Regions from separate parts of the Homo sapiens genome. Here region 1 is linked to region 2. A link is a loop called in an ENCODE intact Hi-C map of the cell type or tissue named here. Cell type or tissue: sigmoid colon. All regions are shown on one strand. Each heading gives the region's core, and the rest is flanking DNA. Links, peaks and the distances in the headings are about the cores only.

What was found. Hi-C counts contacts between places; a loop is a spot of excess contacts. Peaks named below come from ENCODE experiments on the same cell type or tissue, not always from the same donor. Only the 100,000 strongest peaks of a DNase experiment are listed, where the experiment ranks them.
Region 1: it touches region 2 in a loop (2.8-fold over the local background); 3 of 110 quality-filtered maps call a loop at or near these places.

Annotation. Positions count from the first base shown.
Region 1 is chr22:35,476,656-35,486,165 of GRCh38, forward strand. No RefSeq gene overlaps it. Among named protein-coding and RNA genes, the nearest start is that of RASD2, 59 kb to the right of the region's middle. RefSeq lists a silencer at 2,270-2,447. In sigmoid colon, for the core only: a CTCF peak has its summit at 4,714; DNase peaks (open chromatin) are centred at 1,466, 2,896, 3,666, 4,216 and 4 weaker places; H3K4me3 peaks cover 599 bases; H3K27ac peaks cover 3,136 bases.
Region 2 is chr22:35,578,834-35,588,343 of GRCh38, forward strand. It overlaps LOC107985590 (a long non-coding RNA gene), which reads right to left. Exons shown (of 5, transcript XR_007068163.1): 2 at 8,895-9,041; 3 at 8,587-8,833; 4 at 2,067-2,178. Among named protein-coding and RNA genes, the nearest start is that of MB, 34 kb to the right of the region's middle. RefSeq lists enhancers at 1,703-2,202, 4,177-4,678 and a silencer at 4,418-4,497. In sigmoid colon, for the core only: CTCF peaks have their summits at 4,417 (motif pointing left) and 4,617; DNase peaks (open chromatin) are centred at 3,608 and 4,398; H3K27ac peaks cover 665 bases.

The DNA of each region.
Region 1 (9,510 bases), core at 731-8,730, 100 kb before region 2:
ACATACCCAAAGGTAGCGAGAGCAGGATAATAAACCTCCGTGTGCCCATCATGAGTCCGATGATGATCGACTCAGGGGAGTTGGGTTTCATCTCTTCCCCCCTTCATTTCTATCCTAGGTATTATGTCGTTTCTCCCATACATCGGAAGGCATTTGAGCACAGAGATGCCTGTCCCCCCATTTTCGTCTCCTTGAAAACTTCACTTAAGGCTGCTGTGTTCATGAGGCTTTCTGTGGGTGGATGGAGGTCAACCTTGAAGAAGCAGCCGATTTCAGCTGGAGGTTGGTGCTGCCCTGGACATCAGGCCCCCAGAAGCAGGGGAGACCATGGGAACATGAAATGTTGGGGTGCTTTTGCAATTCCCGGAGCATGGAAGTGGGATTGGGCAGGAGGAGGGGCTACTGCACTGTGATGCTATTTAGCTGATGACCTTTAGAGTCACAAACCCCTGGACTGTCAGAGCTGGTGGCATCTTAGCTATCTCCAGTCTATCCCCTCACTGGACAGAGGAGGAAACTGAGGCCCAGAGAGTGGGGGCATCTTGCTCAAGGCCATGCATCAAATCAGTCAGAACCCAAGGACCTGGCTGTTTCCTGCCTGGTGTCCAACCAGCGTTTTAGAGCCCCCGCTGCAGTCAATCGCTATCAGGCACCCTGTGTCCTTCCCAGAGCATTGCTGAATACCTGGAAGGAGGCAGAGAACACCAGCCCAAGGAAGGAATACACTGGGATCTTGAGGAAGGCAGGAGCTTCCTTGGTGCAGTGTCCCCAGCTGCCTATCTGCCTGGGAGTGGCCTGGGCACCCAGGACCTCCTCTCCAACTCCAGGCATCCCATGGAGCACTTGGCAGCCCAGCTGAGGGATACTCCAGGAGGATCTTCCCTTGGCAGGTAGATCCATGTCAAACGGATCCCTCATCCAAAGCCAGCGCTGGCTTCACGTGCTGTTTTGTCTTCTCTTCCTCTCACACGAACATACGCTGTGTTGTTCTTTCCTGAACTTCTCCCTCCTCTCTCCCTCTTTTTTTTTTTTTTTTTTTGAGATGGAGTCTCACTCTGTCACCCAGGCTGGAGTGCAGTGACGCGATCTTGGCTCACCGCAACCTCCGCCTCCTGGGTTCAAGTGATTCTCCTGCCTCAGCCTCCCGAGTAGCTGGGATTACAGGCACCCACCACCAAGCCAGCCAATTTCTGTATTTTTAGTAGAGACGGGGTTTCACCACATTGGTCAGGCTGGTCTCGAACTCCTGACCTCAGGTGATCCACCCGCCTCAGCTTCCCAAAGTGCTGGGATTACAGGTGTTAGCCACTGCACACAGCCACTCTCTTCCTCCTTTTATCAGCCCATACTCATCTTCCCCCAGCTGCCCCGCCCCTGCTCCCCCCACCTCTCTTTCTCTCCCCACTTCCCTCCTTCTCCTCTCATAAATTCTCCCTCTGGGCTTTTTGCCAAGGGGCTGAATAAACAGGAAGGAAGGGGCAAATAAATCACCAAGACAGGCTCTGGGAAGGTTTCTGACTCTGGAGACCGTCACAGAAGAGCTGGCCGGCCTCCGCCTTGGGAGTTGCAGCGAGGCTGTGTAGAAGGGGTTATAGGAGCAGTGATATGGGGTCAGCAGCAGGCTGGTGCCCAGGCAGGCTTTCATCAACGCTGCGACCTTCAGAGTGAGGCTGAGGAGAAGCCCAGGTGGGGAGTCTAGAGCCCTGGCCACCAGTTGGGTTCTGCTGTGTGACTCTGGACAAATCTCACCCCCTCTCTGAGCCTCCATCTCCCCATTTGTAACAGGAGGGACCCGGATTAGATGGCTGGGAGTGGTCCTTGCGGCCCTGATGTTGTCGGAGTCTGAGGATTGATCTTTTATACAACTTGGAGGGCTCTGGAGGGAGGGTCTTGCTGAGCTGCTCTGATAGTGGGGATCATGCAGACCCCCGGCTTTCCCACTCTAGACGGCCTTGGCGAGAGCCCCCAGCTGCCCTTGAGTTGGGACATCCTGGGGGTGAATGAGGGTAGAAAAAGGCAGCTGCAGTTGGAGGCTTGCGGCTCAGAGCTAAGGCCTCCACCCCACAGCCTCCGCTGGCTCCCCAGGTGAGCTGGGACACCAAGATCAGAGGCTGGAAACAAGAAGTTTTGGCTTTTAGCTGGCAGCAGCAGCAGCTGCCAACATCATCTCTCCTTCAAATGACAGGCTGGGGACTTTGGGAAAACAGCCACAATAAGCGTGTTCGGAGGGAAAGGAGGGGGAGAGGAAGGAAAGAGAGCAGAGAAGATGGTGAGGTCTGGATCGTGGGGTGCAGCGTGTGTGCGCACATGTGCTTCTGTGATCCTCAGTATGTCAGTGTTTCTGTGACTGTGTGTACACTTACGCTGTGTCTCTGTGATTCAATCTCTGTGTGTCCCCAGGGAGACAGTGTGCGTCTCTGTTTTTGTTTGTTTGTTTTTTTTTTTTTTTTTGAGACGGAGTCTTGCTCTGTCACCCCGGCTGGAGTGCAGTGGTGCGATCTCGGCTCACTGCAACCTCCGCCTCCCGGGTTCAAGCAATTCTCCTGCCTCAGCCTCCTGAGTAGCTGGGATTACAGGTGCATGCTACCACGCCCTGGCTAGTTTTTGTATTTTTTAGTAGAGACGGGGTTTCGCCATGTTGGCCAGGCTAGTCTCGAACTCCTGACCTCAGGTGATCTGCCTTCCTTGGCCTCCCAAAGTATGGGGATTACAGGCGTGGGCCACGGCGCCTGGCCTAGTGTGAGTCTCTGTTTATGGTGATGGGTGGCAGCGCAATGCCTTGAAAATGTTTCCTCCAAGGTAGCAAAGAAAAGTCCCTGTGACCATCCAAAGCCTTGGTGAGCTCAGCGGCTGAGCACTGGTCTGGAAGTTAGGAGACGTGGGTTCCAGCTTTGGATCTGCTACAGGCTCACTTGGCAGCCTTGGGCGAGCCACTACCTTTCCTTGACTTGAGGAGCCTCAATGGCAAATAGCAACACAGCCAACTCTTTTTTTTTTTTTTTCCTAGAGAAAAAAAAGCTGTATGCTTTATTAAGCAGAGTGACAGTATAAAGCTTCCACAGCGTGGAAGGAGTCCCAAGCGGGTAGCCAGTGTTAGATTTTTTGATCACCTTTTAAACTCTTTAAGGCGGGAAATATGTGCGGCGGGAAGATGTTACCAGAGCGAGAAACAAAGACAATTAACATGTCTCAGATCTTGAAGAAAACCGGAATTGTAACTTAAGTTTTATCTGCGTATAACCTTGCAGCGGCATGGCAAAGGAGACAGGATCTCACAGAATTTTACAAATTGGCAACACAGTCAACTCTTTTAGAGCATTTGCTATGTGCCAGGCCCTGTCCTAAGCACATCACAGGTCAGGGTTATCCAACCCTGGAAGGTTATCTCCATTTTACAGATGTGGAAACTGAGGCCCGTGCCTAAGATGCCGTATCTAGTGAGTGGGGGGACTGAGATTCCAGTCCAGGCAGTTTGGCTTGGAGTTTGAGCTCTTCACCACACGCTGCCCAGCGATCCTGCCGGAGGGTCTTGACCACAGAGTGGGGGTGTGGGGGCTGTGATTCAGATTCTCCGAGGTGCTGATGCAGCTCTGTGGCGCCTACTGCCCCCGCCCCCCGACTGAGAACTGTGGCTGTGCTCAGCCACCGTGACTGGCTGGGGTATGGCTCGGATCCCTTGGGTGTTGGCCAGGCCCCAGTTGATCTCCAAGGGCTCTCGGTGTTCCAGGAAGCTATGGCTTGGTGTCTGAAACACAGTCTGGAGTAATAAATGTCGGGAGGAAGGATGTGACTAGGCTGCACAGGGAAGAGACCAAGACACTTTGAGCCAAATCTCTCTTTCTCTTGGGACCCCAAGAGCTGATTCACCTGGAACATCCTGGAGCCATGACACAAGCCATGCTCTGATGGCAGAGGCTGCCAGCTGCCACCCAGGACAGAGAGCTTATGGGAGGTGGTGGAGTTCCTGCTCCCCGCAAAGCCTGAGGGCTGGTAGAGATGTGAGGGTGTTTCAACGTTGCTTTCCAAGATAAGGAATGAGTTCTTTTTCTGTCCTTCTTCTTCTGTCCCTGGACAGCCTGACTGCGTCAAAGAAGGAGGTGGGGGAGCCAGGGGGCAGCTGGGGTAGGAAGAAGTCCAGCTTGGTGACATTAATGGGAGGACAGAATTGCCTGGCTCTTCTGTTTTTGGACACGGGCACAGTTATGAAACTTTGAGCAACCCCAGGCCTGGGGCTGGTTCCTGGTGGCCCTGGCCCACCCCTGCCTGCTGTGTGAGGCCTGTGAGGTGCATGAGGCCACTGTCCATAAATGGAATTGTCAGTTTATTACCCTCGGTACCCAGCCCAGTGCCTGGAAGTTCTTCCCGGATGTCGACTGCCGTGGGGAGAAGAGGGGCCCACTGGCCACAGTGAGGGTGCTGAGCTGGAGACGAGTTACACCCGATCTCATCCTGGGAGGAGACTGTGGTCTGGAGGGGGTGAGAGCAAAAATGCAGAGGCTTAAAACAGAGGTGAGGGCAGAGGGAGGCAGGAGAGACCGGGAAGGATTCAGGAAGCCTGTTTCCCACGTGGGAGGCGGAGGGATTTTCTTAAAACAGAAATCAGACCGTGCCACTTCCTGGTGGCGTTGCCCTAAAATAGATTCCATACTCTGTCCTGCTGTGCCATCTGGCTCTGCTTTCTCTCCACCTCCTCTAATGTTATCGTCTCCTCCCTGCTGTCCACTGTCCCGCCACACGGGTTTCTTCCAGTTCCTCGAACACACTAAGCCATGTCCACCCTTGGGGCTTGGCCCAACTCATTCCTACTTCCTGGACATCGCCCCGCCCTGCACTTTGCACTCATTCAGGTGCCTGCTTAAATGTTACCTCCTCAGAGAGGGCTTCCTACCGTATTTTGTCTCTCTCCCACTAGATTATCACCTAAAACCGAGCAGGGGCCATATAGGTCTTCTATAAATATCTCTTGTTAGTCAGCAAACATTTATTGAATGACTGTATGAAGGAGAAAATGGCTTACCTGGCTTTGGAAGCTTGGGGTTGCTCTACCTAAAGGAGTCATTCTCTATTTCAGCACCCCCTCATTTATTTAATTTAATTTATTTATTTAAGTCAGAGCCTTGCTCTGTCGCCCAGGCTGGAGTACAGTGGAGCGATCTCAGCTCACTGCAACCTCTGCCTCCCAGGTTCAAGCGATTCTCCTGCCTCAGCCTCCTGAGTAGCTGGGATTACACATGCGCACCACCACAAGTGGCTAATTTTGTACTTTTAGTAGACGGGGTTTCACCGTGTTGGCCAGGCTGGTCTCGAACTCCTGACTTCAGGTGATCTGCCCACCTGGGCCCCCCAAAGTGCTGGGATTGTAGGCATGAGCCGCTGCGCCCAGCCAGCACCCCACTGTTTAATGTATATGTATGAAGCTCATCGCAATTTGTAATCAATTTATTTATTGTTTTTGTCTCTCTCCCACTAGACTGTCACCTAAAACCGAGCAGAGGCCATATGCGTGCTCTATAAATATTTGTTGTTAGTCAGCAAACATTTATTGAATGACTGTATGAAGGAGATAATGGTTTTACCTGGCTTTGGAAGGCTGAGTAGGAACAGGGAAAGCAAAGAAGGATGTGCTTAGCTGTAATATCCGAAAACTCAACTATCAGTAGCTTAACTTCTAAGGATATCTATTGTTGACTTGGGAAGATGTCCGGATCTAGATTGTCCTCATGTTGATTCTGCAGCTTAACAGTGTCATTGGCCTCCCTGCTGCTTTCAATTTTTGCACACTGGCACCCTCAGCATGTTGGCATTTATCCTCAGGCTTCGCACCTTATGGTCACAAGATGGCTGCCATAGCTCCAGGCATCACGTCCTCACACGACTGTGTCCAAAATAGGAAGAGAGTGGCCAGGCATGGTGGCTCATGCCTGTAATCCCAGCACTTTGAGAGGCCAAGGAGGGCAGATAGCTTTGAGCTCAGGAGTTCAAGACCAGCTTGGGCAACATGGGGAAACTCTGTCTATTTAACAATACAAAACTTAGCCGGGCATTGGTGGCTGGCGCCTGTAGCCCCAGCTACTTGGGAAACTGAGGCTGGAGAATCACTTGAGCCCTGGGAGTGGAGATTGCAGTGAGCCGAGATCATGCCACTGCACTCCAGTCTGGGCAACAAAGTGAGACCCTGTCTCAAAAAAAAGCACAGAAAAACAAAATAGGATGAGAGGAAAGGGAGCAAAGGAATCTTCATGTGATTTTTCTCTTTCATCAGAGGTGAAAATCTTCACCTGGAAACATACTGCCACTCCTCACACCCTCCAGAGATTCTGCTTTATGTGATTATCACTCTGAACTGGCTCACTCAAGACCAATGAGTGAAAAGGGCTAGAGTAGAAAAGAGTAGAAAAGGGCTGCCATGATCACCTCAGGCTAATTGAGATGCGCCTCCTACGTTGTGTGCAATTCAACCCAGGAAGGCGATTAGTGGGGAAGAGGGCAGACAATGCCGAGCGTGCCCCACTGTCTCTTGGGGGCCTCCCACTCTCCTGTGGGGTAGGCAGGGCTACTTTTCTTAGTGTCTGTGGCTTCGCCTCTGCTCCCCCCACCCCCAGTCATTTGAGAATGCAAGGCTCAGAGAAACTAAGAAATGTGCTCAAGGTCACACAGAAAACTAGAAGGGAATAGAACTTAGCCCCTCATCAATCACTACCCTCACCCCAGAACTTGGGGTGCCCCTGGGCATGCTGTCTTGTCCCCACCCCCGTCCCTTCTCACCCTTCCATGCTGTTGCTTATTTAACCCACGTCTTTCCCAAGAGACTGTAAGCTCCCTAAGCACAGGGACTTTGGATCTGCCCATGGTCTTTCCCCAGTACCTAGAACAGAGCCTGGTTCTGAGCAAGGAAGGAAGGAAGGAAGGAAGGAAGGGGAGGAAAGAAGGGAGGGAGGGACGGAGGGAGAAAGGAAGGAAGGAAGGGAGGGAGGGATGGAGGGAGGGGAGGGGAGGGACAGAGGGAGGAAGGACGGGAGGAAGAAGGAAAAAGGAAGGAGGGAAGAAAGAGGGAGGAAGGAAGGGAGGAAGGGAGGGAGAGAGGAAGAAAGGAAGGAAAGAAGGAAGGAAGGGAGGGAGGGAGGGAGGGGAGGGGAAGAAGAGAGGAAGGAAGGGAGGGAGGAAGAAAGAAAAAGGAAGGAACAAAGGGAGGAAGGAAGGGAGGAAGGGAGGGAGAGAGGAAAGGAGGGAGGGAGGGAGAGAGGGAGGAAGGGAGGAAAGGAGGGAGGGAGGAAGGGAGGATTCTTAAGTGTATGTAATTGAGGTCTTCTGTACCCATGCCCTGTCAGCAAGCACTTGGGCGGAGTCCTGCAGCCCTTAGCTGGTGCAGGTGGGTAGCACTGCTGATACGTTTTACTGAGGTGCTGCCTTGAGGAAGGGAGTGAGTGAATATGGGGAGCACAGCCAATCCCCACGATGGGTACAGAGGAATTGGCTGTCTTGTGAGGCAGTAAACTCTGCTTTCAGAGGTGATAGGCATCTCTTGGGAGTGTTCTAGAGGTGATGCTTGCCATGAGAAGTTAGAATTGAAGACCACTGGAAGACTGATTTTGCGATATATTGGCTTAAGAGTCTGCAAAAACAGCATTTGCAGAATTCTCACAACTGCCTTATTTTGATTTTACAGTAGGGGGAAGTGAAACACAGAGAAGGTAAGTAATTTGCCCAAGGTCACACAGCTCATCTGTGGCAAAGACAGGATTGAATCCAGGCATGGAAGTACCCTGCTCACCTTTATTTTTTATTTTTTTATTTTTTTTGAGATGGAGTCTCGCTCTTGTCACCCAGGCTGGAGTGCAATGGTGTGATCTCAGCTCACTGCAATGTCCACCTCCTGGGTTCAAGCAATTCTGCCTCAGCCTCCTGAGTAGCTGAGACTACAGGTGCCCGCCACCATGCCTGACTAATTTTTACATTTTTAGTAGAGACGGGGTTTTGCCATGTTGGCCAGGCTGGTCTCGAACTCCTGACCTCAAGTGATCTGCCCACCTTGGCCTCCCAAAGTTCTGGGATTTACAGGCATGAGCCACCGTGCCTGGCCCCACTCACCTTTCTTAGCCCTTAGACCACACCGCCTCTTCACATCCCTTAGAGATCCAAGGCTCTGTGATTTGAAGAATAGTGACTTGTAGCACTGTCAGAATGTATTTCTGTAAGAATCTATGACTCAGAGCCGATTCTGGCCTTCTAAGACACTCGGATTCTCTGCGATTCTGACAGCCCATGATGCTACCCTGAGTTTTGGAGTGCCAGCAAGGTCCTTCTTCTGATCTGCCTTTAGACTTGCTTTAATTATAATTTATCTGCTTCTTTGGAGGTCTTTGTTCCCTTGGCCCTGTCCCTCTGCCTGCAGGCCCGGCCGCCCATCCTGGAACTGGCTGCTGGCAGTCGATCAAGTTTCATAACAATGTTATGGTGGGGATGTCAGCATCATGGAGGTTCCAACCAGACTCCAACTAGCGCTTCCCCACGGGGAGCGGGCCCGGCAGTGACTGATGTGGGGTTGCTGCTCTATGGGTAACAAAATGGATGGGAGGAGAGAGAGGCCCAGAGTAAACAGGGAGGGCTGGGAGATGGCAGGAGCGGCCAGCATGCTGCGGTCTCATTCCTTACCTTCATCTCCCTGGGCCCAACGGGAGGCCTGGAGCCATGAAGCAACTGTGAGTTCCCAGTGAGAAGCCACTCCCAAGCCTCCCAGGCAGCAGAAGGAAGAGAATAGATGCTAATTGGGAATCTTCTACATGCCAGCACAGGGCTAGGTCCTTCACAGGCATTGATCCTCTTAATTCACCCTCCCATTTCAAGGGCAGCTGTGTACCACTGCCATACCCAAAACAGCCTGGGCTGGCATAGGAGGGCAGTTCCTCCCATCTGCCTTCCAAAGGCATCAGCCTCTGGTTCCTGCATCCTCCACCTCTCCTCTTTCATGGGATCGTTCCCATGAGTGCACAGAGGAGATCCGACCTCCCCCAACTGGAGAGAGACACACAAAGAGACAGAGAGGCAGAGATGGACAGAGAGATAGAGAAAGAGAGACCTCCTGGTCATCCAAAGACTGCCCATTTTTTCAGCAGAACTGCTCAGCAGCTCAATGACCCTATTTCTTTTCTTTTCTTTCTTTTTTTTTTTGAGATGGAGTTTTGTTCTTGTTGCCCAGGCTGGAGTGCAGTGGCATGACCTTGGCTCACTGCAACCTCCGCCTCCAGGGTTCAAGTGTTTCTCCTGCTTCAGCCTCCCAAGTAGCTGGGATTACAGGCATGCACTACCACACCTGGCTAATTTTGTGTTTTTAGTAGAGACGGGGTTTCTCCATGTTGGTCAGGCTGGTCTTGAACTCCCGACCTCAGGTGATCCACCTGCCTCAGCCTCCCAAAGTGTTGGGATTACAGGCGTGAGCCATTGTGCCGGCCAAATGACCCCACTTCTTTCCCTCCTCTTCCGTCTCCAACCCGTGCCTGTGTGGCTAATATT
Region 2 (9,510 bases), core at 643-8,642:
CACCCGGGCCCACACTCACACGCACACTCCCCTCAACACGGCATGCAGCAGGAGGTCGCCTGGGAGGGGCCCTGCACCCACACCAGAGCAGCAGGCTGCACAGCTTCTTCAGAAAGCGTCAGAGCCACAGCAGAGGAGGACCTCAGCTGCAGAGGCCTTCAGCAGGGCAATCCCAGTGTGCCCCTGGGGACTCCCTGGGTCTCAGCCAGAAGAACAAAATGTCCCCAGTGGGGGACCGTGGCTGCCTCGTGACCATTCCACTTCTCAGATGGCGACCCAGGGTCCAAGGGCCTATTTCAGGCCTTGCGGGTTTTGTTGACAACGAGGCCACCTTGCGATAGCCCCATTTCACGAAAGTGGAAGCTGAAGTCCACCAGTGGATACCATGGTCTGCAGGCTTGGCTGTACCCCCACCATCTCTTTGGTTTCTCCTGGGCCTTGTCCCACTGCTCACCCAACTTGGCCTCTCTGGTGTGGCTTGAACACTCCAGGCAGCCCCACCCCACTTGCTCTTCCGCCTACCTGGTAGGCTTTTCCGCCGAGGACCAACGCGGCCACACCCTCACTTCCTGCATTGCCTGTTTATGGTGCAAGGACTTTTGTCCGTTGGGTTCCTGATGCCCGGTGCATACTCAGGTATCATTTGCTGTAATCCAGTAACCCATGCAGGGATGGTGAGGGTGAGCAATAGTGAGGTGTTGCCCATGTGCCAGGCACAGTGCTCACTCATTTATCCACACAGTGCCACCATGAAGTAGATGCAGTTGCTATCTGCTCCCCTGCAGATGGGAACTCAGAGGCTCAGAGAAGGGGTTTGCTCAAGGTCCCACAGCAAGGCTGCCGCTAGAACATGCTAGAGTCATGTCGAGGGTCATCCCACAAGAGCTTAGGTCCCGAAGCTAGTGGAGTTCTAGCATTGCCACCATGGGACGTTGACCTTGGCAAGTCCCCTCTTTTCTCTGAGCCTTGTTTTTTTTTTTTTTTTTCTGAGATGGAGTCTTGCTCTGTCGCCCAGGCCAGAGTGCAGTGGCGCGATCTCGGCTCACTGCAACCTCTGCCTCCCGTGTTCAAGCAATTCTCCTGCCTCAGCCTCCCGAGAAGCTGGGATTACAGATGCCCGCCACCACACCCAGCTAATTTTTGTATTTTTAGTAGAGATGGGGTTTCACCATGTTGGCCAGGCTGGTCTCAAATTCCCGACCTCATGATCTGCTCACCTCGGCCTCCCAAAGTGCTGGGATTACAGGCGTGAGCCACTGTGCCCGGCCCTGAGCCTTGATGTTTTCATCTGTAAAATGGGACAGTAACAGCCTCTCCTTGGCAGGGCTGTTTTGAGAATCAAGGCTGGCAGTGGTGTGAATGTTTTATGGAAAAGAATCATGCCTGTGTCGCTGGGTGTTACGGCGCTACCTGTGTCTCCAGCTGCCTGAGCAGAGAGAGCCCGTGGGGCCCCTTGGTCTGTCACACAAGCCCAGGGTTCCAGGCTCAATTTAGGATAATCCAGAATAATGCTACCAACTGGCTGCAGATCAGAGGTCAAATTCCTTTTTCTGGGCCCCTCTTTCCTCCCAGCTCCACTGGGACGCTGCCTCCAGGGGACTTCTCACAGCTGTCTGGACCAGACCTGCCTGGGAGGAACAGGGTGAGCGGGGACAGGAAGGCCTCGGACTTTTCCCAGGCTGAAGACCTCCAAGAAGCCACTCTCCCATTCCTCCGCTCCAGCTGGGCAGGCTTCTGATGTGGCTTTCCCAGACCCTGCTGGCCCCTGTCTGCAGCGGATACACACAGAGGAACAGCGCTCAAGAGGGGGAGGGAAGGGCCTTTGAATAGGAGGACTCATGAGGGCTCCAGGCCTGCACACACCCTGTCAGCTTGGGGTGCAGGTTGCAGATCTCTCAGGCAATGCCAGGCCTCAGTTTCCTCACCTGGAAAATGGGTTTGGACTGGATGACTTCACCCAGGATGCCCAGTGCTAGACACTAGAACAGACCGAGCAGCCCAGGACCTTCCCCCAAGTTCGCTCCCTGGACCCCTTTCACCTCTGCAAGATAGGGGCCATTCCCTACCTCTGGCCTCAGTCTCCACCTCTGTAAAATGGGCTGGCTGAACTGGAAGATCCCGGAGGGTCCTTTCCTCTCTGCCATTCTGTTGTAGCTGGAAAAGGAAAACGGGGTAGTGCTGGGAAGGAAAGAACATTTAGTGAGCTGCAACTGTATACCGGGTGTTTTTATACGTTATCTCAGTTCTCTGTGCCTTATTTTCCTATTGCTTCTGTAACAACTTACTATAAACTTGGTAAATTAAAACAACACACATTTATCACCTTATAATTCTAGAGGTCAGAAGTCCAAAACTAGTGTCACTGTGTTAAAGGCGTCAGCAGGGCTGGTTTTCCTTGTCTTTCAAGATAGAATCAATGCTCTCTTCATTCCCACATCACATGGTCTTTTCTCCCGTTTCCTCAGTCTCATCTCTTTCTCTCTCTTTTTTTTTTTTTTTTTTTGAGATGGAGTTTTGCTCTTGTTGCCCAGGCTGGAGTACAGTGGTGCTATCTCGGCTCACTGCAACCTCCCCTTCCTGGGTTCAAGTGATTCTCCTGCTGAAGCCTCCCAAGTAGTTGGGATTACAGGTGCATGCCACCACACCCAGCTAATTTTTGTATTTTTAGTAGAGACAGAGTTTCACCATGTTGGTCAGGCTGGTCTCGAACTCCTGACCTCAGGTGATCTCTCTGCCTTGGCTTCCCAAACTGTTGGGATTATAGGCATGAGCCACCATGCCTGGTCATCTCATCTCTTTCTTCCTACTGCCACATGCCTGCCTCCCTCATAGAAGGATCCTTGTGGGGACATTAGGCTCACCTGACCAATCCAGGATAATGTCCCTATCTCCAGATCCTTAACTTAATTACATCTGCAGAATTCCCTTTGCTGGATAAGGTACGATTCACAGGTATTTGGGGGATTAGGACGTGGGTATCTTTGGAGGACTCTCACTCAGCTTGCCACATCCGTTCACACAAGGCTGTCATGGAGCTCAGCTTCCAACCCCAGTGCCTGTGACTTTGTAGCTGTGTGGCCTTGGGCAATGACCTAACTTCCTTGGCTCTCAGTCTCCTCATCCATAAAACAGAGGTAATGATGAGGATTATTAAGACAGTGCAGGGGCCAAGCACAGTGGCTCACACCTGTAATCCCAGAACTTTGGGAGGCCGAGGCGGGTGGATCACCTAAGATCAGGAGTTGGAGACCAGCCTGACCAACATGGAGAAACCCCGTCTCTACTAAAAAAACAAAAATTAGCCAGGTATGGTGGCAGGTGCCTGTAATCCCAGCTACTTGGGAGGCTGAGGCAGGAGAATCATTTGAACCTGCGAGTTGGAGGTTGTGGTGAGCCGAGATGTACCATTGCACTCCAGCCTGGGCAACAAGAGCGAAACTCCATCTCAAAAAAAAAAAGAGTGCAGAGGACTCTCTGAACACGGGGTCTGCTGCTGCTGCTGAGTGAATGTATACAGTGATAGTAACGCTGATAATGAATCACCCTTGTTTATTGCAGCTACTCGTACCAGACACTGAGCTGAGTGTTGAGTTTATGTAGGTGAGCCACGTTGACATGAGCCTGGCCCTCGTGGAACGTACTAGAGAACCAGGAAGACAGACTTAGAATAAATAGTCACACAAATCATTAGGGAATTATCAGAGCAGCCCAAAGCCACACAGCTGGGAAGAGGAGAAGTGGGTGGGATTCACACCCAAGTCTGTCTGATTCCCAAGCCCTTATTTTTCCATGATACTCCCAGCCTCTTGAGGCTGGTGGAGGCCAAGCCGAGGACCAGAGATGGGAAATGACTTGCCAAAGGTCACACAGTGAGAGAACAGTCCATTGCAGACCCAGATCTCTGGGCATCCTGCCTAAGGCTCCTCCCAGAGGAGATTCTGAGACGTAATACTAAATTACAAAGTAACACTAATAACTAGTGTGGCAGCTAATGCTGTGGAAGCTTGCTCTGTGCCCGGAGGCAGAATGGACATTTTACGTGCCCAGTATCATTCAGTTTCCACGATGCACAGGAGAAGAGACTTGGTACCCTATTTCACAGAGAAAGAACCTGAAGTCTCAAAGGGGTGCTATGAAATGCCTAGGGTCACCAGCGAACTAACTGCTAAGCAGAGAGCCAGGATGTTCTCTAAGAGCAGGGCCTGGCTCAGAACTCCCCAGTTCAAATTTGTCTGACCCCCACCCCTGTCCCTAACTCCTGCACATCCTGCCTGCGCCCACTGGCAGATCTTCAGGGGCTCCTGCCAGTGGGAGGAGGGAGGTGGCTGTGGTCCTTAGGGTGTAATCCCACAGGTGGAATTCCTCCTGAGGTCAGCCTGCAGGGAGACGGGTGACACGCTGGTGCCATCTAGTGGCCTTAAAGAGACATGCTGCTTCCCCCGGGAGCCGCAAGGTACCCCACAGAGATGCAGGGAGATAGTAATACATAAGGTCCTCATCCTCCACCCAGCTGGACCCCGGTAGCAAACTGACAAAGCTGAGCTAAAAGTGTTCGAAATGATCCTCCTCATTTTGCAGCTGAGGAAACAGAGGTTCAGAGAGGAGACCGACACACCCCAGCCCAGTCAGGGGCAGACGCAGGTGGCTGGAGGGACTGGCAGGGAGGTGGGGCTTGCCCTGAGCCTTAGCAGGGAGTCTGTCCAGCCACTGGGAGGCCAGGACAAGACAAGTGAGCTCTTCGTGGAGACTCCAGTTTTGGTCTGGGGATGGGTAGGGGGCACTGGCCTGGGACAAGGAGGAGGGTATGGCTAGTAGGAGCTGGATTATGGGCCAGTGCCTGAGGAAGGGAGGAAGAAGGCTGGTAAGAGACAGAGTGTCCTGGATGATCACCAAGGCTCCTCCGTAGAGAAATCCCATGATCTAAGGCCAAACATGGCTGGAGAAACCCCAGGATTCTTAGAAACAAACATGGCTAATGAAATTCCATCATTCTAAGGGACAAACATGGCTGGAGAAATCCCAAGATTCTAAGAGGCATAGGAACTTGATACATTGTTCATTCCATCAACAAACCATCACTGACCATGCACTCTGGGCCTTCCCCATAAGGGACGCTCAAGACCCACAGACCAACCAGATCTGGTCCCTGCTCTGCCGGATTCCACAGCCCAGTGGGGCAAATAAACAGATGACAGACTCTCAGAACCGGACAAGATAAATTCAAGTGGCCCCCCAGAGGGCCATAGGCTCTGCAGCCAGACAGATCTAGCTGATGATGTTAGCAAAAATAGCGGAAGGGCCGAGCGTGGTAGTGCACATCTGTAGTCCCAGCTACTCCGCAGGAGGATTACCTGAGCCCAAGAGTCAGAGGCTGTAGTGTGCCATGATCACACAGGTGAATAGCCACTGCACTCCAGCCTGGGCAACATAGCAAGATCCTATCTCTCTTTTGTTTTGTTTTGTTTTTGAGACGGAGTCTTGCTCTGTCGCCCAGGCTGGAGTGCAGTGGCGTGACCTTGGCTCACTGCAAGCTCCGCCTCCCGGGTTCACGCCATTCTCCTGCCTCAGCCTCCCAAGTAGCTGGGACTACAGGCACCCGCCACCACGCCTGGCTAATTTTTTGTATTTTTAGTAGAGACGGGGTTTCACCGTGTTGCCCAGGCTGGTCTCGAACTCCTGACCTCAGGTGATCCGCCCACCTCAGTCTCCCAAAGTGCTGGGATTACAGGCGTGAGCCACCGTGCCCGGCCCAATCCTATCTCTGCAAAAAAATTGTGGAGTGGCTAACATTTATTGAGTGCCTACTATATGCCAGGCACTAGTATAAGCACTTTTGATTAGCTAATTTAGTGAAACCCAGACTTTCTCTGACTAGCCATGTGACTTTTGGTAAATTACTTAGCCTCTCCAACCCTCCAGATTCTCGTCTGTAAAACAGGAGCCACGTGCCTACCTTGCTAGGCTATTGTGAGGTTAAAACGAAGTTTTGTGTGTGGGTGTGTGTGTGTATTTGTGTGTTACCTGGAATATAGTAAGTGCTCTATAGATGGTAGCCACCATTGAAATAGTAAGTGCTGTAATGCAGGAATGCCGAAGAGTTCCCACGATCTCATGCCTATCTGGAATTATCCTTTCTTTTTCTTTTCTTTTTTTTTTTTTTTGAGACGGAGTCTTGCTCTGTTGACCAGGCTAGAGTGCAATGGTGTGATCTCGGCTCACTACAACCTCCACCTCCCAGGTTCAAATGATTCTCCTGCCTCAACCTCCTGAGTAGCTGGGATTATAGGCATCTGCCACCACGCCCTGCTAATTTTTTATATTTTTTAGTAGAGATGGGGTTTCGCCATGTTTGGCCAGGCTGGTCTTGAACTTTTGACCTCAGGTGATCCACCCACCTCAGCCTCCCAAAGTGCTGGGATTACAGGCCTAAGCCATTGCGCCCGGCCCTTTTGGTGTTATCTTAGGGATGGGGGTAGTTGCATCTGAGGTCAGGGAGAGGAGGGAAGGGGAAAGCTCCCTGGAAAGGAGTGGAGACTTGGCCAGGACCTGGAAAGGGCAGGAGCCACCGCCCTCTTCCCCTCCTCTGCCCCTCCCCACCTTCTGCTCAGCTCCCCCTTCCCCTCTGGGGCACACCTCATCCCCTCCATTCGTATACCTGTTGCCCTGGGCCTGACCTCACCATCCCTTGCTTGGCCTTGTGTTTCCACTGGCCTCCCTGCCTCCACTCCTTCCTCCCTGTACCCAGAGGAAACTCCTACCACCAAATCTGTCCGTCCCTGCCTCCTCCGGCCCTCCTGCTCATTGATCCCACCCCACAGGAAAGCCCACTCAACTGTGACGGGCAAGGCCCACCCCATTCATTACATGAGTCTGTTTCCCCATCTCCTTCCTTGCGTCCACAGAGACCAGAGTTCCAGCCACCTGGAACTACATGGAGCTACCTGCTGTCCCCTGCAGACCCTGTGCTCCCTCCAGCCCCTATTGGCCGCCTAGAAGTTTCTCTGCCCACTCATCTCTCCAGATGGCTGTGCCACTCCCGGGGAAGCCTTCCCAGGCACCCCTCCCCTGCGGGGTCAGGAAGATCACCCTCCTCCCCCTTTCTCTCCCCCCCGCTGTGTTCCCAGACCCTGTCCAGGGTGTTCCAATGCTTGTCTTATGTGCCCATCTCCCATACTAGATCATTGCCTTCCATTAGGTGACACCACTGCTAGGAAATGCTTCAGATAGTGCCTCCCTCCATGTTAGGCCTCACAGTTATAACTCGGGCCAGGTCTTTGTCATCTTTGCGTGCCACTGTTGAATCGTGATGATGACACTCACATTTCTGAGCACTTGGTGCACCAGGCACTGCACTATGGACTTCACTCAAAGTATCTCCCTTAATCCCTCCAACCCCATAGGTGGTAGGACCTGTTATTATCCCCTTTTTTAGATGAGGAAACTGAGGTCAAAGAGGGTGGCCAAGAGGCATTAAAACCAGGCAGGCCAGATCCAGGGGCCACCACATTGCCACCTCTCTGAGTGTGCCTATGCTGTTCCACTGCCTGCAACACCCTCTTTCACTGCCTGGCCCCTGGTGGGCTCGTTTCACCCTCGGGCCTCAATCCCAAAGCCCCCTCCTTGGAGAAGCCTTTTCTATAACACCCTGTTATACAGCATCATGCCACTCTGTCTGTTTGCTTTGTAGAATATGTCTCAAGGTATTTCTTTGAGTTTGCTGTCTGTTGTTCTTTTGTACTCAACGTGCACGCACACACACAGCCACAAACACACATAGTCGTACTTGACTGTGAGAGCAATCACCGTGATTTCGCTTACTGCTGCATCCCTAAAGCAAAACAGAGTTTAGCCAGCCTCCCAGAGGGTCCCCAGAGATCCTGGCTTCTTGGTATGCACACCTTTGTGGAGTCCGCTTCCACGCTGAGCAGAGGACCTGTGCTACTGAGAGGACACTGTGTAAATGCCAAAGTGAGACCTCTGAGGCTGGGTCATGAAAGATATTGCACTTCCTCCTTGGCTCTCTTGGACCACTTGCTCTGGGAGAATACAGCTGCCATGTTGGGAAGACACTCAAGCAGCATTGTGGAGAGATCCACATGGTGAGGGACTGAGGCCTCTGGCCCACAGCCAGCATGACCTGGCCAGCCTTGTGAGGGAGCCACCTTGGAAGTGGATCCTCTCTCCTGTCCAGCCTTAGATGACTGCAGCCCTGACCAACATCCTGCCCACAACTTCATGAGGGATCCTGAGCCAGAACCACCCAGCCAAGCCAGTCCCAAATTCCTGATCCTCACACCTTGTGTGCAAGAAGAAATGCTGATTGTTTTAAGCCACTACGTTTTGGAGTACCTTGTTATGGAGCAAAATTGAATCCAACACTTTCTAAGTAGTTGTTGTATAAAGAGGTGGAGAGATGGATGCTGAATGAGAATAACAATGATTCTCACTCCCTGAGCCCTCTCTGTGTGCTAGGCATAGTGCTAAGTACTTTACATGTGAAACCGTCACACAGCCTTATGAGAAGGCTGCTACCCTCTACCCATTTTATAGATGGAGAAATAGGAACAGTGAGGTTAAATTACTCACCCAACATCCCACCAGCAGTCCTGGGGCTTTGCACCCTGGCAGATTGGGACCAGAGGCTTCACTGCCACATGGCACTGTCTGGGTGTCTCTTGACTCTTCCCAGACCCCCTCTCAGGCTCACTGGGGGCCTGGAAGAGCTCACTGTCACAGTCCGCGTGGCATGCATGCCCTGCAGAGCTAGGAATGCATGGCTCATGGCCTGGTGCCAGTGCCTCTTGTCCCACTGCTGGGAACACTGCCCTGTCACCTACCGGTAGAAGCCAGTTGGACAGAGCAGAAGGAAGAGGATGGCTTCTGTCCAGCCACACCCCATGGGACCAAGTGGCTGTAGGGGCAGGAGTGGGGGTCAGAGAGCTCAGATTCCAGCCGGCTCGTCATGCTGGTCTCCTTAGCAAACCTCCTAAGGTTACACACCCCAGGGTTCTGGCTGGACTCAGAGCCTTCGTCCTCTGGATCTGAAATGATATGGTTGGGACAGAGCTGGAAGTAACAACGGAAAACCCTGAGCCCTTCTTGTCCTCTGAGCAACGGAGGCTAAAAGGATGTTGGGGCCCAGGGAGCATGTAGCACTCAGGCCCACACCATCGTGAGAAGATAGTTGGGCTGGCACAGAGCTGGATGCCTTCTGAGAGGGTACAAGGGGCCTGGGCACAGGATGCCTGGGTCCAGGTCTGGTCTCTATCCGTCACAGTCACTGTGTGACTTCAGGCAAGTTCCTTAACCTCTCTGTGCCTCTAAACAATTCATCTGAACACATGCAGGTGGCAATAGCACCTATTCCCTGAGAATGAATGAGCCTGGTATGAGACAAACACTCATGTGTGCCGGGATGTTTGGTTTTCATAGCACTAACCTTTCCAACAACCTTGCAAGGCAGGTACCATTACTGCCATCTGCCCATGAAGAAACCGAGGTTTGGTTAGG